Regions from separate parts of the Mus musculus genome. Here region 1 is linked to region 2. Evidence: chromatin loops called from intact Hi-C (ENCODE). Cell type or tissue: left cerebral cortex. All regions are shown on one strand. Links, peaks and the distances in the headings refer to the core of each region. The heading gives the core; the rest is flanking DNA. Region 1 holds the start of Nr2f1 (nuclear receptor subfamily 2, group F, member 1). Region 2 has its middle 310 kb from the start of Gm24635.

The links. Peaks named below come from ENCODE experiments on the same cell type or tissue, not always from the same donor. Only the 100,000 strongest peaks of a DNase experiment are listed, where the experiment ranks them.
Region 1: a loop joins it to region 2, with 8 times the contacts of the local background. A loop is called at or near these places in 4 of 42 quality-filtered maps.

The regions. Positions count from the first base shown.
Region 1 is chr13:78,196,460-78,206,742 of GRCm38, reverse strand. It overlaps Nr2f1 (nuclear receptor subfamily 2, group F, member 1), which reads left to right and starts at 7,870. Exons shown (of 3, transcript NM_010151.3): 1 at 7,870-8,623. The coding sequence starts at 8,170. It overlaps A830082K12Rik (RIKEN cDNA A830082K12 gene), which reads right to left and starts at 8,726. Exons shown (of 3, transcript NR_045195.1): 1 at 8,521-8,726. In left cerebral cortex, for the core only: a CTCF peak has its summit at 4,973 (motif pointing right); DNase peaks (open chromatin) are centred at 3,072, 3,520, 5,009 and 6,144; H3K4me3 peaks cover 4,742 bases; H3K27ac peaks cover 4,228 bases.
Region 2 is chr13:79,839,767-79,850,049 of GRCm38, reverse strand. No RefSeq gene overlaps it. Among named protein-coding and RNA genes, the nearest start is that of Gm24635, 310 kb to the left of the region's middle. In left cerebral cortex, for the core only: a CTCF peak has its summit at 5,069 (motif pointing right); a DNase peak (open chromatin) is centred at 5,076.

The sequences.
Region 1 (10,283 bases), core at 2,936-7,935, 1.6 Mb after region 2:
ACTTTTCTGTATGGTTTGTATCAGAGGTGGACTATATTCATCATTTTTCATTTAAACTTTACAGGAACCCTTCCCCCCTCAAAGATGGAGGACACTGTAATAAACATGTCTTTCTACTGACAGTTTAGAAGGAAATATTAGCTTTACCACTTTGATCCATTTTCTGGTAGGTAAATACAACCGCAGTATAACTGCAGTTAGTAGATTTGCTGGGCTTTTCCCAGTCACTAGTTTGTATCATAGTCAGTGAAGAAAAGAGCATTAGAGATTTAAACATGGTCAAGCAGTCTTTAGTCAGTAAAATGTCCAGCTTAGCTTTACCTCTGATGGGCTAATCCTGTAGTAAAAGAAATAGGTACTCTGACAGGTAAGTATTAGGGAAATGATTATTACAGCACAGCTGATTGTATTGTCAGGATAGTCTAACAACCTTTAAACTCATTTCAAAACTTCAACTTTTCATCTAAATCAACCCGTTTTCTCTGGAAAGAATAGCCATGTAGTTATTCTTCAGTCAAGTCCAGCATTTAAAAATAAAAGAATATGTACTGTAACATAAAAAGCCAACCTTCTTTCTCTTTTTTGCAAATGATCTTATATAGTCAAGACTTGGTTCTTTAAAAAGGTAAATATTTGCCTCTGTCTTCACTGATGTACTGGAAATGACTGTTGCTTTCCCTCTCAGTTTGCATCGAAAGGTCAGCTCTTGCCTTATTCTCCTGCTATCTGTCCTCCCACCCCTAAGGTTGTTAATCCTGGGCCCTCTAACCTGAAGCTCAGGAACAATGGAGGCATCTCTCTTATCTTTTTCCAAAATGTGTTTTATAAATGTCTTGGTTTGAGTTGGACAACTAAAACACTAAGTTGAAGTTCTTATCTCTGAGCTTGTTTTACTCAAAGGTGACAAAGAAGAAAAGCCTAGACTACCAGAATAACAGTGGGTATGGAAGCCTGCAAGTTCTGGGCCTCATTGAAGCCTATGGGCAGTTAGGTTGCCCTACTCAGGCCAGCAGAAGCCCACATCCTAAACTGCCCTTTCCACTCTGGCTTACATGTTGACATAGTCATATTTTTTACAGTTGGTCAGCTATCATGCTGACTGAGTTCAATCTTGGGACTGGGGGAGAGATTTAGGATCTAGCCTGAGGCTCTTGGCTGGCAATCCTGTACCCATTCACTGTTCCCTCAAAGATCTGTTCACTATCATGTTAAATGCATCTTCTTTAACTGTATTCTCCCTGGCTTTAATCTCATGCCAAGGGAGACTAATTGTTTTGATACCTTTAAAACAAGCTCTCTGGGGAAAATCTGTATCAAGATCAGAGGACCTGACCTTTCTCTCAGAGTTTGCAAGCTTGTTCATCACTCCACATGAGCTTGAGAAGGGTGCTATTTCTGTCCTGTGGTTTCTCTAAACAGAATAATACTGTTTGAACGACTTAAGGGTATGGAAGTGGTGTACCAGAGAATTTTCTGTAATATGACCATTGGTAGGTTTCAGTGTCTCTTTAGCTAGATTTATGAAATGTCTTTACAAAGCTACTTTTTTTTTCAGTGTGACTTAACAATAACCTAAAATGCATGATCTGGTGTCATTCTATAAAGCAAACTGCAAATGTGAAAGAGACCAAAGGATTAGTGAAGAATAGGTTAGCCTTCTTCCTACCCTGTTAAAAATTGTATTTAAAAAGCTATGTAAATTGGGTAAAGAGACCATTTACATTCAGACTCTGGGGCTTGGATCATGAGTTCCTAGCATATGGAAAGCCACAGACTGCCCTCCCCTCAGATTCTCCCTTCTCCCACCAGCTATTTACCAGATGCCTAGCTGAGGGATCAAGTGTTGTGTGGCAAGCTTTTTTAAAAGGTGATTAACAGCCAACCACGATGCTAGAAGCTCATAAAGAATATAGTAAATTCACAGCTTAATTCCTCCACCCGAGCACTTTCTTTTTTGCACTGGACCCTGTGTGTTGAACAGGTCTGTGGGAACTAGGAAAGTAGAGGAAAATTATAAAAAAGAAGGCTATGGATCTGAGGTATTCCCCTGGTCTTCCCACAAGGCTCCTGGAGAAGTCAGAGCACCATGCCCCTGCTCTCTGCCTGCACTAACAAGACTCATACAGTGCTAAGGTTAGGGCCACAGTCTGGTCCAGTTGCCACTTTCAAACTCAATTTAACTTTCCCAGGGCTCTGACTGGTGCGAGGCAAACAGAGTGGATAGGGAGAAGGGAAGAAATTCAGAAAAGAAAACAGAAGAGGAAAGGGTGAAAATTGCAACTGCTTTTCCTAGTCCAGCAGCTGAGCGTGTGTGGGAATTCAGTTTGAGATCTCTGGTGCCCTTGGAAAAATTCGAGCATTTTCTCTTAGATGAACTACCTATCCAACAACAGATATTAGGACCAGTGACGAGTATAGCTGGTGACAAACCACAGCTTTAAGAAACAAAGCCAAAGCTCCACAAGACTTGAGCTGACCTCTGGATCTCTAGGGAAGCCATTTTGGTAGAGGCAGGACTGTGAACACATGTGGGTGTGCAATTGCTCTGAGCAACACAGAATCCCAGGAGATAGAGTCCTAAGTAGACCGAGTCCCATGGGTGGGTAAGGCCCTCTTCAAAAAGTCTCTGCTTCATGCTATCCCCATCACAAGAGACTGGGACACTTGACTCAAAAGTGCACAACCAATTCCCCTTTCGGAAAGCCTGAGGCTTCCCCTGCTGTGTGCAGCACCAACAAACAGCATCCCATCCCTGCTCCTAGAGCTAAGACTGAGAATTGCAATCTCTTTTCAGAGGAGCCGGCTGCTTCGCCCAAGGCCTGGAGAGGCAGACTTCTTCACTCTAGGGGTCAATCTAAGTCCCAGAGGCCTTTTTGCAAGTTTGGAAGCTTGGGGCGGGGTAGGAACCCAGGAAGGAGAAGCCACAGTGAGGATGTGTGGACGCCATCTCTCCCGCTGAGTCTCGGCTGGCCCAGCAGCTTTGTTGCGGGACTTGACCCCCGACTAGCCCTTCCAGGCAGGGCTGACTCATTCAAGAGCCCACCCAGCCCCCGGGCGCGGTCCCGCGTGTCCGTTCCCCACCCCCACCCGTTCCTAGCGAGCCCGCCCTGCGCGCCCTCTGACGCAAACGCGCGCCCCTGCCAGGCGCAGGGAAGGTGGGGGGTGGGGTGGGTGAGCGTTCCTGTTGGTTTTAATTGAAGCTCTTCCTTTCACACACACAACCTCGGTTCCCACTCCTGGGAGGCGACCCCCTCCCCGCCCCCAGCCCGCCTAGCCCAGCGAGTAGAATCTAGCTCTACTCTACCTCACAGCTCTGCACGGCCACCGAGGTTCTGTGCTTTGGAGAACCGCTGTCCCCTTTAATCCGCTGACACTATCGCCCACATCAAACGGGCAGCCATCGATTGCCTTATTTTATTCGGGGCGACCTCAGGCTGGCGACTGAGCGCGACTCGCGAAGTCCTGTCTGCGGCGCGGCTAGGCACAGGTGCCGAGGCCGGCGGGCTCCACGGCTTCTCCATCTCTGCAAGCTGCAGGCTGGCCGCGCGGAAGCTAAACTTGATGCAATCTCGGGTCCCCTGCCCACGTAGCGTTTCCCGCTCCGGGTGGGAGAGGTTAGTGAGAGGACCTGTTTTGGGTTTGGACTGATGGGCTGGCAAGGATCCTCTCCTCCAAGGAGGCGTACCTTCCAGGCCCGGACGAAAGTTCTCCGGGTCCTACCTGGGCTGCCTTGACTGTTTATCTAGGCTGGCGAGGACGAGTAACGATTGCCTTTCTACCTAGCCACGTTATCGAAGATTACAGACCCCAAGTTTCAAAACACACACACACACACACACACACACACACACACACACACACACGATTATCTTTGCGTTACTTGCCTGGTACGGCAGGGCTTGGCCGAGTCTCACTTCTGGTGCCCACCGTGTACAGCCCAGAGTCCGAGGGAGACTAGGCATGCAGACCCCGCACCCAGCAGGCCTCCGGTTCCCGGACGCTTGCTTTTTGCTTCCTCTCCCACTGTTTTGTGACTCTTCCCTCCCCCAGCCTCCCTTTCTCTGCTGCGTTCCGCTGCTCACTACTCCCTGTCTCTGATTGTTTGGGGAGTAAAATTTAGAATTTCTATATAAACAGCGCGCACACGCTCTCTCTCTCCTCTTTCCTTCCTTCCTTCCTTCCTTCCTTCCTTCCTTCCTCCCTCCCTCCCTCCCTCCCTCCCCCCTCCCTTCCTTCCCTCCTTTTTTTTATCATATCAATTTCACCTTTAAACGAACCGGAAGACTTGATCACGAATATTAGGGCTGAGAGGCTAAGGCCAGGAGCCCCTGCCACCCCATGTCCCGCCTCTCCATCATCTGCGTACAATGGGCCGCAGCACGCAGAATGCAGTCTCCATTATTCCAAATAGAAGGGCATACATAAGAAAGTCTTTATTCTGCTCTTTAAAAAAAATATATATCACTGGCCACTAAGTGGTAGATCCCAGAGACCAAAAAGCGCAAAGCGTGCCCCAAACACTCAGCGCTTTCTAAAGCCCTCACTAGTGAGATTTAAAGTGGGAACCAGTATTAATAGCCAAACCCTACCTCTTTCCATACAACTTGGCCATTTACTTCCACCTTTACCTTGGGGCGCTCGGAACGCTTGAGACAAACTTTTACGCTCTCCCTAGTTGAGGGCTGGTAAGAGGGACTCTCACTCCCACTCCCACTTCGGGTGGAGGCAGCCGTGGCTTTGTCACTCTGCCGCCCTGTGCCTGCCTGAGCCTGCGGATGAGAGCGATCTTAAAACGAGGGGGGTTGCGAGTGTGGGATTGGAGAATATGTAACTAATAGAAGTATCGTTTTCCCCAGTACCATCTTTCAAGGAAAAAAAAATTCCATTGAAAGAATTTTCAAAGTGCTGTCTTGGTTTGGAGAAAAGGCACTGGTTGCCAATGAGGAGGGGAGGAGGGACTCGGCTGCGTGCCGCCTGAGAGCGGCTCCCGTCCGCTAGGTGGCAGGCCGACCTAGCGATTCCTGCAAGGCCCGCGGCGGGACCCGCTCCTCCTGCCTACCCCTCCTTTTGCGACCAATCACCTTCGGGAATGGGGTCTCAGTCACACACACCCCAACACACACACACACACACACACACACACACACACACACACCACCACCACCACCACCACCACCACCACCACCACCACCACCACCACCACCACCACACAGCGAGTGAGAGACTCAGTCTCTTCCTCCTCCTCCTCCTCCTCCTCCTCTCCCCCTCCCCCTCCCCCTCCGTTTCCCACTTCTCGTCCCCTCCCCTCCTCCCCTCTCCCTCTTCCCCGTCTTCTCGTTCGTTCGTTTGCTCTTTTCCTGTGACTGACTTGTCCGCACTAACAGCCGCCCCACAACAATATGAGGAGTTACAAATGCTTTATTAATAATCATTGAAGCATTGTTTGGAGTTTGAGCATCCTGGGAATAAAAATGATGAAAAAGGAAAAAGAGGATTGATTGGAAAGTTTATTTTAAGATCATCTTTGGGATGAATAGGAATCATCGATTCGGATCGAATTTGTGGCAGTAGCTGCAGTTTCATGTGTGTGCTTTGTCGTAATTACGCCTCCGAAACTATGATATACTTCAGATTTTTAAATGAGGAGGCTTTTCATAATTATATAAAATGAGCGGGATACAGACTAAGATTATATTGAATGTGAACTAAGATTCTAAACCAAGTAGACTTCACAAATCATTAAAATGATGGAGTTTTTTTCCTCATTAATTTTTTTCTTAACGTTTTCAGTGCCACTCCTTACGCTCATAAAACCTAATTCTGAAAAGTTTTCATAAGATATACAGTAATTTCTTTCTCCTCGTTTTTTCCCATCACAACGCGTTCTCCCCTCATCATCCCTTTCCCCTCGTGTGTGTGTGTGTGTGTGTGTGTGTGTGTGTGTGTGTGTGACCATACACGACCCATACTAATCAGGTCTCAGAGTAAATAGCAGCGCAGGGCGATCTCAATGTAAATTATGCTTGTCAGAAGCACCCCCCCCCTCACTTTCTCTTCTCCTCCCCTCGACATCCCAGACTGTAGGTAGCTGGGGGGAGGGGAAAAGGACTTTCCAACCAATGGCGTGAAGGAGGCTTGGCTAACCTTAGCCTCCCATTTTCTCTCCCCCCCCCCACCCCCCATTCAGGGCTCTGACCAGTCAGTCGCCTTTGATTATCAGTTGCCAGCAGCCCTTCTCTTGGCTCCTTGACACGAGCTCCATATAAGGCAGAGATCTCCATAGAAACGTGTCAGTTTCAATAGTAGTGTCAAAGTTCACTATATACAGACATTCGCGCAGATCCCCCTTTCGGAAACATTGCTCTGAGTGTCCTCCCGTTTAAACGCATTCAATTTTTTGGTCCCTCTCCTCTCCTCTCCTCTCCTCTCCTCTCCTCTCCTCTCCTCTCCTCTCCTCTCCTCTCCTCTCCTCTCCTCTCCTCTCCTCTCGCCCCTCTCTCCCTCCTCTCCTTTCTCTCACCCACTCTCCTCTTGCCCTATCTCTCCCCCTTTCTTTTCCTTACATATTCTACTAGTTGTCGCCCTTCCTCTTTCTCTCCCTCCTTTTCTCTTTCACTCCTTTCCTCTAGAAGAGAGAAGACTAAACTTGAAAAAAAAAGGAGGAGGAGGCACCCCTCAGTATTCTTCTTATCGTTATTATATATATATATGTATGTATATATATATATATATATATGATTTTTTTTGGAGGGAGGGTGTTGGTTCCCAGCTGAAGAGCACTTATTTAAAATACTAAAAAAAGAACATTTTTGGGCGATCTCCAGGGTTTTTTAACTAGCTCTGTGTGTTATAGCAGAAGAAGCAGAAGAAGCAAGAAAGAGGAAAAGAAGAGGATTATTTATTCGACCTACTTTGGATGTCTCTCTCGCTTTCTCTTTTTCCTTATTTTCTCAAGCATTTTCTTCTGATTTTTATTTTTTTCCTATTTCGCTGTGAATTCGTCGCTGGCGTGAATTATCTCGTATTTTTCTCCCCCTTCCGTCACCTCCCGAAAGAAGAAGGCAGAGAGAACCCGGCGCCACCCGCACAACAAAAAGAGCAAAGTGTGTGATCTTCCTCGCCGGCTGCCTCCCGCTCTCCAGCGCTGCCTTCCTGAATGGCTGGCTGCGTCCGGCCCTGGACCTGGCCCCCAGACACCCGAGCGCCCTGATCCTCGCCGGCAGCTTCGTCCCGATCCTGCTCGACTCTCCCAGCTCCCCGCACTCTTGAAACCGGGCGAGGGCTCCCGCCAGGACAGCGGCGGCGGCACGGGCAGCACCGGCCTCGGCTCGCTCTCGGGCTGCGGCCCCGACTCCGGCTCGGACTCCCGCCCGGGCCCGGGCTCCTCCAGCGGAGCACGCAGCGGCGGCCAGCTCCTCCAGCAGCGTCTGCAGCCGCGACCTCCTCCTCCGCGGCCGCCGCCGCCCTCGCCGCTTCCTCTATGTCGGCTCAGCCCGCGCTCTGCGCGTAGCCCCAGCGGCCAGCGGCCAGCGGGCGGGCGGGCGGGCGGGCGGGCGCCCGGCGCGGGTGAGCGAGTGTGTGTGCGAGTGTGTGTGTGCGCGGGGGTGCGGGCGAGGCGGAGGGCGAGAGTGTGCGCGCGCCGTGGCCCATGCCCGCCGCCCCCGGCGCTGCGCCCCGCGCCGCTCCCGGCTGCCGCCTGTGCCATTTCTGATTTTGCAAGTTGGGGAAGAAGAAAAAAGCGAGAGAAGGGAGCTCGCTCGCTGGGGGGTGGGGAGGGGGGAGAGAGAGAGAGGCCCCCCCAGGAACGGAGTGCGGGGGGAGCGGGCGAGGGGAGCAGGGGTGTTGGGGGGGGGGAGCCTGAGAGCCTGGGGGGGCTGCAAAAAGAGAGAAAGAAAACAGCAGGAACCACAACAAAACGCCAGCAGGGCGGGCGGGCGCGCAGCAGCAGCGGGGCGGCTGAGGCAGTAACGGCGGCGGCGGCGGCGGCGGCGCAGGCAGAGGCCGGTGCCCGGCTCGGGCTCGGCTCCGGCGACCCCGGGGCGCCCGGTGGGCCCCCCGCCCCCTCCCCCTCCCCCCTTCCCCTTCCCCTTCCCCTCCCAGCGCGCCCGCGCGCCCCGCGGCCCTCGGCGAGCAGCTCGGCTCCCCCCAGCGCTCCCTGGGCCCAAAGATATGGCAATGGTAGTTAGCAGCTGGCGAGATCCGCAGGACGACGTGGCCGGGGGCAACCCCGGCGGCCCCAACCCCGCAGCGCAGGCAGCCCGCGGCGGCGGCGGCGGCGAGCAGCAGCAGGCGGGCTCCGGCGCGCCGCACACGCCGCAGACCCCGGGCCAGCCCGGAGCGCCCGCCACCCCCGGCACGGCAGGGGACAAGGGCCAGGGCCCGCCCGGTTCAGGCCAGAGCCAGCAGCACATCGAGTGCGTGGTGTGCGGGGACAAGTCGAGCGGCAAGCACTACGGCCAATTCACCTGCGAGGGCTGCAAAAGTTTCTTCAAGAGGAGCGTCCGCAGGAACTTAACTTACACATGCCGTGCCAACAGGAACTGTCCCATCGACCAGCACCACCGCAACCAGTGCCAATACTGCCGCCTCAAGAAGTGCCTCAAAGTGGGCATGAGGCGGGAAGGTGAATATTTCTTCTCTGCTTCTCTCCCTGCGCTTCGCCCGCCTCCCTGCTCTTTCTTTCTCTCTCGCCTTGGTGCCTGTGGCTGTGGGGATGGGGCTTCTGTGGTCCCAGCCGGTCCGGGCTTCCCAGTCTTCGCTGCTTTCCTCCCCCAGCGTCCCCCCCCCCCCAGCTCGCTGCCGCTGCCTCCCCCTCCCGCCCTGCGCTCCTCTCCCCGGCTCCTCCACCCCGCCCGCTGCCTGCTCAAGATTGTGTCCCTGGGATCGTGAGCTGTAGCTTAAAAATCCCTCCCTTCCTCTGTTGGATGTGCTCCGTGTGTGTCTCGTTCCCGCTTGTGTGTGAGGATGCTTGGGGCTGTGCTAGCATGAACTTGGGAGGGGTGATGATTTTCTGCAGAAAACCGTTTCTCTCCGTGTGTGTTTTTGTTTTTTGGTTTTTTTTGTTTTTCCCATTCTACTTTCTCCTCTGCCTCATCGTACCTTTTATTTATAATGGGAGAGGACTGGGGCTGGAGGACCCTGAACCATAGATTCATTGCTGCCACCATCCTTTAGGAAGCTTAGCTTGGAAAAAGAGGAGTGAGATTTATTGCACTTGTAGGTCTAATTAGGGGGGAAGGGGGGCTTCTGGCCTGTTCACTGGCTCCCTCTCCTCTTCAGGGATCTGGGGCCGCCTCCTCCCGAGCTGTGGCCTTGTTTTCACCCCTATACTTTGAAAGGAAAGTTTGTGACTGAACCCTGCTTTCATAGTAGTGTCATTTTTAAAGCTTGATACTCGTTTTATTTCTTCATCAAACTCCACCCTCTGCTTAAATACTGCATACAAATTACAATTTACAACGGCATTTACCGATCCTTCTGATCTGGCTATAATGCACAGACTGCAGCTGGCTTGAGCTTCTGCATCATTTAATCGATGTGTGAGATTTTTTTTTTATTAAGCACAACTTTTGATGTTTAATTTGGATATGCTTCATATTCATGTGGCATGAGATGGAACACTTTTCTTACAAATATATTTAGCGGTTTATAGTTAAAGTTTATCTCCTGGCAATCATTAAACATATCTTATAGTCAAATTAGTGAACCAGTCAATTTCGAAGAACATAGATTACTTCTTCTTGTAATTGACTTCAAAATTATATTTTATATGCCACAAGAAAAGAAATTGAATTCCTTCAGATCTCAAGGAGAAGGCAAATATGACGACTCCATTGCTAGCTCCAGGGAGATTGTTTAGGCATCTGAAAAAAAAAAAAACAAAAAACAAAAAAAAACAAAAAAACTTTGAATTGTGCTCTCATTTAATTGAAAAATAACTGCCAAGTTCAAAACTATAATTAGAAAAAGTATTCTAACCATTGTGTTTCAAAGAGCGTAAACCGCACTGAAACTCTTGTTGGAATTAGAACCAAAGAAAATGATGTAGAGCCTGAGGTAGGACAGCTCTGTGGACATGGACCTCGCTCTACTAATTTGTTGGGGGATGGCAGTTCAGTAGCCCTAACTTTCCCTAGAGTTGTCTTTGTTTACATGGCAATTGAAAATGCTGGCACTGTTGAAGTAAAACATACACATTTAAAAAAAAAAAAAAAAAACTTTGGTCAGCTTTAAGAACTCAATGCATGCTTACGTTTTGCATTCAGATGGGTAATGAATCCAGT
Region 2 (10,283 bases), core at 3,179-8,178:
TCAGCAAAGTAGCTGGATATAAAATTAACTCAAACAAATTAGTGGCCTTTCTCTACACAAAGGATAAACAGGCTGAGAAAGAAATTAGGGAAACAATACCCTTCACAATAGTCACAAATATAAAATACTTTGGTGTGACCCTAACTAAGCAAGTGAAAGATCTGTATGATAAGACATCAAGTCTCTGAAAAAAAGAAAATAGAAGAAGGTCTCAAAAGATGGAAAGATCTCCCATGCTCATGGACTGGCAGGATTAATATAGTAAAAATGGTGATCTTGCCTAAAGCAATCTACAGATTCAATGCAATTCCCATCAAAATTCCAACTCAATTCTTCACAGAGTTAGAAAGGGGAATTTGCAAATTCATTTGGAATAACAACAACAACAAAAAACAAGAATAGCAAAAAAACTATCCTCAACAATAAAAGAACCTCTGGTGGAATCACCATGCCTGACCTACTAGTATAGTGACAAACATGAAGATCCAGAAATGAACCCACACACCAATGGACACTTGATCTTTGGAAAGGATAAAACCATCCAGTGGAAAAAAGAAAGCATTTTCAACAAATGGTGATGGCTCAACTTGTGGTTAGAATGTAGAAGAATGGGAATCAATCCATTCTTATCTCCCTGTACAAAGGACAAGTCCAAGTTTATCAGGGACATGCACATAAAACCAGAGACATTGAAACTTATAAGAGGAGAAAATGGGGAAGAGTCATGAAGATATGGGTACAGGGGAAAAATTCCTAAACAGAACACCAATGGCTTGTGCTGTAAGATCAAGAATCTACAAATGGGACCTCATAAAATTGCAAAGCTTCTGTAATGCACAGGACACTGTCAATAAAACAAATGTAAATCAACAGATTGGGAAAAAGATCTTGAACCAATCCTATATCTGATAGAGGGCTATGTCCAATATACACAAGGAACTCAAGAATTGTGACTCCAGAGAACCAAATAACCCTGTTACAGAACGGGATACAGAGCTAAACAAAGAATTCACAATGGAGGAATACCGATTGCCTGAGAAGCACCTAAAAAAAAAAAAAAAAAAAAAAAAAAAAAAAAAAAAAAAAAAAAAAGTCAAAAACCTTAGTCATCAGGGAAATGCAAATCAAAACAACCCTAATATTTCACCTTATACCGTTCAGAATGACTAAGATAAAAACTCAGGTGACTACAGACACTGGTGAGGATATGGAGGAAGAGGAATACTCCTCCACTGCTGGTGGGATTGCAAGCTGATACAACTACTCTGGAAATCATTTTGGTGGTTCCTCAGAAAACTGGATATAGTACTACCTGAGGACTCAACAATACCACTCCTGGGCATATGTCCAGAAGATGTTCCAACTTGTAATAAGGATACATGCTCCACTATGTTCATAACAGCCTTATTTATAATAGCCAGAAGCTGGAAAGAACCCAGATGTCCCTCAACAAGGGAATGGATACAGAAAATGTGGTACATTTACACAGTAGAGTACTACACACTTATTATAAACAATTTATGAAATTATTAGGTAAATAGATGGATCTGGAGGATATCATCTTGGGTGAGAAATACCCAATCACAAAAGAACAACTGATAAGCGGATATTAACCTAGAAGGTTGGAATACCTAAGATACAATTCAGAAAACACATGAAACTCAAAAAGAAGGAAGACCCAAGTATGGATATATCAATTCTTCTTAGAAGAGGGAACAAAATACCCATGGAAGGAGTTACAGAGACAAAGTGTGTAGCAGACAAATGGAATGACCATCCAGAGACTGCCCCACCTGGGGATCCATCCCATATACAATCATTAAATTCAAACACTATTGTGGATCCCAACAAGGGCTTGCTGACAGGAGTCTGATAGATCTGTCTCCTGAGATGCTCTGCCATTGCCTGACAAATACAGAAGTGGATGCTCAGAGCCTTCCATTGTATGGAGCACAGGATCCCCAATAAAGGAACTAGAGAAAGTATCCAAGGAGCTAAAGGGGTTTGCAGCTCCATAGGAGAAACAAAAATACAAACTAACCAGCACTACTAGAGCTCTTTGGGACTAAACCATCAACCAAAGAAAACAAAATGGTGGGACTCATTGCTCTAGCAGCATATGAAGCAGAGAATGGCCTAGTCGATCATCAATGAGGGGAGATGATCTTGGTCCTGTGAAAGGTCTATGCCCCAGTATAGGGGAATGCCAGGGCCAGGAAGCAGCAGTGAGTAGGTTGGTGAGCAGGGGGAGGGGTAATGGGATAGTAGATTTTCAGACTGGAAAACAGGAAAACAGATAACATTTAAAATGTAAATAAAGTATCTAATTTAAAAAATATAAAAAAATTATTAGTCATGTGAATAAATGCACAATTATGTGAATATTCTTTTGTCTTAATATTGAAAAACTTACAAAGACAGTGGATGTCTCCAAGGGCAATGATTTTAATAAATATGATATAATGTATACATATGATAAGAAGTACACAAACAAAGCCTATCCATGAACATTAGAGCAGTCAATGACTGTGTAATAGTTGTCAGTCCTTTGACAGTAATATTTGTACAAACACAGGCCTTGATTATGAGAGAATGGAGGAGGGGAAACAACATGATCAGGTATTGAGGGGGGGCAGAAGAGAAGCCCTGAGGGCCAGCAGAATGAATTGGTAATATATAACCTCAGGATTAGAGGTGGGGGTACCCTCTCGAATCTAACAGAGACATTGTAGTTGAGAGAAGCTCGTGGCTCAAAGGGAGGGTCCTTAGATAAAATATCCAACTGTAGGGAGAGGGAATTTGTAGAGTCCACCACTATTAGAAAGACAGGGCATTAAGTGGAGGGATGGGGTTGCCATCCCACAGTCAAAAATTTTGACCTAGAATTGTTCCTGTATAAACAACTGCAGGGGAAAAACTGGATAAGAAGAAAAGGAGGTCCAGTGATCTGCCTAAATTGGAATCCATCTCAAAGGTAGTCTCCAAGGTCTGACACTACTACTGATGTCATTATGTGCTTCCACAGAGGAGCCTACCATGGCTGTCCTCTGAGTGTGGCCCAAGAAGCAGCTGACTGAGACAGATGCAGATACTTAAAATGGAACCATTGGACTGAAGTCAGAGACCCTGTGGCTGAAGAAGTTGAAGAGAAAGGTGACCCCCACAGGAAGACCAGCAGTCTCAACTAGCCCAGATCCCTAAGATCTCTCAGATACTGAGCCACCAACCAGGAAGCAAAAACTAGCTGATAAAAGGCCCCTAACACATATACAGCAGAGGACTGCCTGGTCTGGCCTCAGTGAGGGAAGATATACCTAATCCTTGAGAAACTTGAGGCCCCAGGGAGTGGGGAGGCCGGGTAGGGTGTGTGCAATGTGGGGGTTAGGGACATCCTTTTGGAGACAGTGGAGAGGAGAAATGTGATGAGGAACTGTCTACAGGTAGACTGGGAAGGGGATAATGACTGAAATGTAAAAAAACAATTAAAGATAAATTTTTTTAAAAAACAAAAAGTTTGCAAGGCACAACTTTAAACCTAGCCCTGCCATACAAGTTTATTTCCAGATGCATTTCTTCTTCTGATCAAAAGTGATACTATAAGGTGGCATTATGATTTATACAACTTTGCATATTGACTGGTTTTTGTGGTTCACTTTTATTTTGATTGTTAACCTTTTATTTTTCCTTAGTTCTCATGCAAATTTAAAACTTTCAATAAAAAGAAAATTAAATTATAATTAACTATTAAAACTCCATACCATGACTATCTTGAAGTTTCCTCTAGTGAAGTGCTTATTTTGCTAACTTTATAATATTATGGGAATAATTAATATGGGTAATTATTGATATGGGAAATATACCATGGTGAATATAACTCAATTATAAGTGCAGACACCAAATATGAACAAAAATTAAAGAAAGCCTGATTCTCTTATGCACATTGTCCTTTAACTTATGTAAGAAATTCATAAGCTCATTGATTAGTAGATGACTGTTTCATTTTAAGTAGCGAAGCATGTTGAAACCAGTACATGTACAGAACAGAACTTGGCATATGTAGGGATTTCTTGTACAACTTGTATGAGTTACATGAATTTTCTTACTTTCCATACCTTTCACCCTCCCTCTGTCTTTCCCCTGTGGTTTCCCTTCTCATACTCTGATCTGGAGACATTTTATTCTCTTGTTGAAAGTCATCATCAAAAGTGGACTCATACCGTACTGGTCATATTTTCCCTGGCAGTAATAACCTGGTCTGAGACCTTCCCATTCTTTCTTGTGCTGCCTGGATATCATCTAAACACTGAGAAACAGATTAGCAACAGATTTTGATTTGCTCTCATAAAAGTGTATTTCACACTCAGAATTAGAGGGGATATCTAGCTATAACCAATCTTGTGAAGTAGTTGGAGGTACTGTTGAAGTCAAATGATTAGGAAAAATACCATAATCTATTAGGTACATTGTGCATCTAGTAATTTGTCTTATTAATAAGCGTTTGAGAAAATTCTGACTAGACATTAGGCTGATAGAGCCGCTGACAATAGGCTCAGTTGTTATATGTACTTTGGGAGATCACGGGTTAACAACATACGGAAACAGGTTCTACTCTGTTTATATAAATATTTAGTAATTGTACAATTTCAGAAATTATTATTAAAACAAAGTACAAAATTTCAAACAAAGATACAAACTTGTTATAGTGCTCAGATGTAAAGATACTGTACTATATGTACTCTTTTGTTTGGTGTGTGTGTGTGTGTGTGTGTGTGTGTGTGTGTGTGTGTGTGTGTGTTTCAATGTCATGATCTTTTAAAGTAATGGGAAACCTTGGAAATTGTAACCCAAAGTGGATTTATCTGGAACAGCAGCGTGAAACTCTGGTTTGGGAAAAATTAAAAGCATATGTTCCAGAAGTCAGCTCTAATTTGCAATGAATTGCTTCAGTAAACCACTTGTATCAGTATTGTTAATCTTAATGGTTACAAGTGACCCATGCTTTAATAATCCAGACCATCAGTTGGGGACAAATCTCTTTTTCTAATTAAGAATGTTTGACCACAAGAGGGAGTTCCTTGCCAACTGTTTATGTATCACAGATATCACAGGTCTAAATTTACAAAGAAAAATACCTTCAAATACATTTAGTCCCATAAGTGATTTGATGCTGAGAAAAAGATGACAATTGCTTATATTTAGATTTTCACACAGTTCTAAACGCAGCATAATGTATCATGAAATTCTAATTCTAACAGACTACGAGTTGTTCAGGAATGAGACACTGTTTCAAAGTACTTCCCAGATGTGTGCTTGGAAAACAAAATCACAGCTCTCTACCTTTGGGTGGGCAGATCCAATGCTGACACAGAAAAAATGTATTGAGGTCAAAGTATATAAAATTACAGACTGACTTATTGAAGTGGAATGAGTAAAGGTAACTGTTTATATAAATTGATGCACATATTTTGTTGAAGTTTTCATCACTAATGAGTAAAGTAGAATGTGACTTTGATAGTACAAACTAAATCAGCATTTTTAGGAAATAAAAAAGCCAATATTCCAACTAGTGGACTTTTAGAATACAAATTAACTCCATTTCCCTGTGATTACATGCATAATATAGGCAACAACTCAAGAACATATTAAGTTACTAAACATAATTTATATCCCATAGCAATTCCACATAAAGTTGTGTTTAAGTCGGAGCATTCCAATAAAGTAAGCACTGACCACAACTTTAAAAGTATTAGCATAATTATGATGTTTTAGTTAGATAATAGTTTTCAATGATTTTTATGCATCAAAGAAATTTTTCATTTAAAATGCATTTTCCCAAGTATTATTTCTCAGGTTTTTATACCTAAGATATTATGCCACTGAGTCCTGAACCCCTACTAAACAGCGTCCTTCCTCATTTTATAATCAAATCAAAATTGTCTCCTTGGAAATGTGCCTCCTTTTAGAGATAGGCACTCTGGAAATACCTACTGGGAGAATTGATAATTGTAACTGTAGTAAATGTAGTGATTTTAGCAAAACTTATTTGGAGAAAATGACTAGATCTCACATGCATTCCTGGTGTGTCTTGATGGCACTTACTATAAATATGGGACACAGAAAAAGAAAATACCAGTAATTCTTTTGGCTGTTCCCTCCTACCTCCTATGGTTCTTAAGATTGTATTATTTTACACCATTTTTGACATATTTTGCTGCATGAAGTCATGCATTTTTAAGAGTTTTTTTCTTTTACAGTAACTGAAAATGACAAGTAAAGAAAACAGAATTCTTTGGTAAGCCAAGTGTTGCAAACTTCACTAAAAGGATTTTTCCAACCAATCTCCAACACATGCACACACACACACACACACACACACACACACACACACACACACAGAGTGATGAAAAGGGCAATGTATGTCCATATATCTTTAAGAATAAGGCATTCAATAAGAGTAAATACTGAGAAAGATGGCAAGTCATTGAAAAAACTTTTTCACTGAACAAAGGACCAAAATAGGTTCAACATAAACATTTTGTGTAAAGGTATGTAATGATAAATCACTCTTATAAATCCAATATCAAAGTTAGTATGAAAATACCCTGGATAAACAGAAATTTACGTTAATTTCTTCGACAAATATTTGAGGAATATACTGTATTATATTTGTGGCAATGAAATGTAGCTCATTTTCTTTCCATATTTCATCTTCATTTCCTCCTTTCTCTTTCCTCCTCATTCTACACATGCTTGCTTAAGTGTTCTCTCTCTCTCTCTCTCTCTCTCTCTCTCTCTCTCTCTGTGTGTGTGTGTGTGTGTGTGTGTGTGTGTGTGTGTGTGCATGCGACACGTCCATGCATGCCTCCTTCTTCTCTCCTCTCTTTACTCTATCTCCTAATCACTCCTCTTTCTCTTTTCCTCCCCCATCTCTTGCCACTATAACATGCAAGTATGTTTACTCAAATACATAAAAAACCTCTTGTTTGAGGTTAATAACATTGAGATTCTCAGGGGATGTTGTAAAAATATGCCTAGATGTAAAAGTTTAAAGAAAACATCTGACTGATTTTGTCCCTATGATGTAAAAGATTCAGATATTTGAAACTATGTCTGCTAACTGACATATATTATGAACATGTGTGTACAGACATATGTGCACAGTGTATATAACATTATGCAGATGCTTCTGTTCAGGTGTAATAACCATTTCCTAATGTTATTCAGTTAAGACTGTCATCTCTACACATTCCCATTTTGACATGAGCAACTTTTAAAAAGTTAATTAGGAGTTCTCTGGTGTAATTTTTGTGTTCAGTTAAGTATACTATCATATCATCTACAAATAGTGATATTTTGTCTCCTTCCTTCCCCATTTGTGTCCCTTTGACCTCCTCTTGTTGTGTAATTCCTCTGGCTAGGACTTTGAGAACTATATTGAATAGGTAGGGAGAGAGTGGGCAGACTTGTCTAGTCCCTGATTTTAATGGGGTTGTTTCAAATTTCTCTTCATTTAGTTTGAAGTTGTCTACTGGTTTGCTGTATATTATTTTTACTATGTTTAGGTATGAGCAGTGAATTCCTGATCTTTTCTAAGGTATTTATCATAAAGGAATGTTGAATTTTGTCAAATGCTTTCTCAGCATCTAAGGAGATAATCATGTGTTTTTCCTTTGAGTTTGTTTATATAGTGAATTTTACTGATGGATTTCCAGATATTGAACCATCCCTGCATCACTGTATTGAAGCCTACTTGTTCATTATGGATGATCATTTTGCTGTGTTATTATATCTGGTTTGCAAGAATTTTATTGAGTATTTTTGCATCGATATTCAATAAGGAAATTTGGTTTGAAGTTCCCTTTCTTTATTGGATCTTTTTGTGATTTAGGTATCAGAGTAACTGTGGCTTCATAGAACGAATTGGGTAGTGTTCCTTCTGATTCTAATTTGTAAAATAATTTGAAGAGTGTTGATATTAGGCCTTCTTTGAAGGTCTGAAAGAATTCACACTAAACCAGAACCTCCAGAGCTCCCAGGGACTAAACCACCAACCAAAGCTTACATAAGGGGGGGGGGGCTCCATGGCTCCAGCTTCACATGTAGCAGAGGATGGCCTTGTTGGATATTTGTGGGAGGAGAGGCCCTTGGTCCTGTGAAAGCTCAATGTCCCAGCGTAGGTGAATGCCAGGACAGGGAGTCGCAAATGGGTGGGTGGGTGCAGAAACACCCTCATTGAAGCAGGGGGAGGGAGGATGGGATGGGGTGTTTCGGGGGGGGGGGCACCAGGAAAGGGAATAACATTTGAAATGTAAATAAAGAAAATATCCATTAATATGCATATATATACAGCTAATTTAGAAAGTTATAGGACATTTACATTTCAGTCATTTATTTTTGAAAGCACTGTCTTCTGCTGATGTAGAGTATTGAAAACAGAATTAAGCACATCAATTAGAAGGAGGGAACCAAGTGACCAGCTCATGGGATCACTTCCTCAGCTCTTTCAAAACCAGACCAAAACTCAGTCTCAGTTTTTCTATCCAAGAATGGTAGTGTATGTCATAAGTAATTATACATATGAAAGAGTAAAAGAGAAAAGGAATTTAGTCTGACAGATTTTAAGAAATCCATGTCTTTCTTTTTAAAAGATCATGTTTTTAAAAATATTATATTAATGTCATAGTTTGTTTTTTCTTACAAGTTTTAAATTGCAGTAGGTCTAATAATGTCTATCATTATTATTATGACGTCACTAATTTCTAACTCTATAAAACCAATTTACACTAGGAATAAAAATTGTTTTCTTAATGTGAATTTGAAAACAGTAAAGCATGCAACTTCGAGCCTATTACAGTGACTTCTTTTTATATCAAGAGTATGTTAAATAATTTTCAGCCAGCCCTTCTAACAATGTGGTTTAAAATACGCCAAACATCCATATGCTGTTGCTGGGCTGAGGCTTCAGTTAATACTGCAAAAAAGCTATCTTTAATAGCTATTGGTTGCTCAGCAGGACAAGCAAGCCTGGGATTAGAGATAATGATACTTGTTGGAACTGCAGGGAGGCAAAAGAGAAAGTGATCGGCTTCCCTTGGCTTTGTAAAAAAGCCACATTGAAAGAAACTTACATTCAGAAGAACATGATACTAGTTGGTGATACACCTGCACATCTAAATGTGTCTCTTTTTTTTCTTTCATCTTGGGCTGAGACAGTGATCTTAAATTAAATGCAAAGTTGGAATGCTTAACCATCAGAGATCCCTCTCATTTTTTTACTGCCTCGTTTCCACATCACTGTCTCCATTCCTTTTAAATCCATGTCATAATACCCAATATCAGTGCAATCATTCTGTTTCCAGTGTGATTGTCCTCTTCCAAGTGCCTGACTATCACTAGTCTAAAATAATTACATAAGTCATCTGACCTTTCTAATTAGCTGCTGTGGTTTTGTTACCTCTTAATTCTGAAACTTCTAGAGCATTCTGACACATTCAAAGTAAATGTGTTCATTAAAGTGACACTAAGATCCATTTAGTTCCTTTCTAAAGATATCATCTTGCTTGATTTTTTTTCACATTGATTATTCTCATAGGAAAGATTCCTTGACAGCCTTTGCTCCATTTCCTACTGGTCGGAGAGTGTGTACTCTGTGGAAGCTGCTGACCATTTAAGAAAAATTATGTTTATTTCATATTCTTGGTGATGTCTCTTTTAAGTGCATTTCTTACTCTTCATCTCTTAAATGGAGTTAATTCAGAGTTCTGAGAATTCCGTTAGGCAAAAACTAAGTTTATTTATTCATGTGTAGTATCTCCTCACCACATTTTTTTCTGGTAATCAGCGAGGTCATATTGTACAAATTTAATTTAAAGTCTGCTTTGGTGGTCATAGTAAACTCTACAGAAGTTATTTCTGTAATGTAGAAGCAGACAAAGTTTGAGTAAAGTAGCAGAGTGTGTAAACATGAACATTAGTGCAAATAGCTACATGTTGGGATGCACATCACACAAATTCAGAAATGCTATGTTGGCTGTGTTCCCTCATCCCTCTGATGACCACATTCTGATGAGCATGCCAGCAACATGGAGGAACATGAGAGCTAGTGTAAGATACCCACCCGCTGCACTTTCTGAGACATGATCTTAGAAATGTCATTTATTTTGGTCAAAGACCAAAAGCCTTTTCAAAAGAGTTTGTGCTAAACATTTTCTAAACATTTCAATAATTTTCTTCTGCTTGTCCTTTGTTGCGTGGTAGTGTGTTACCCCCTTTGTTGCTAGAGG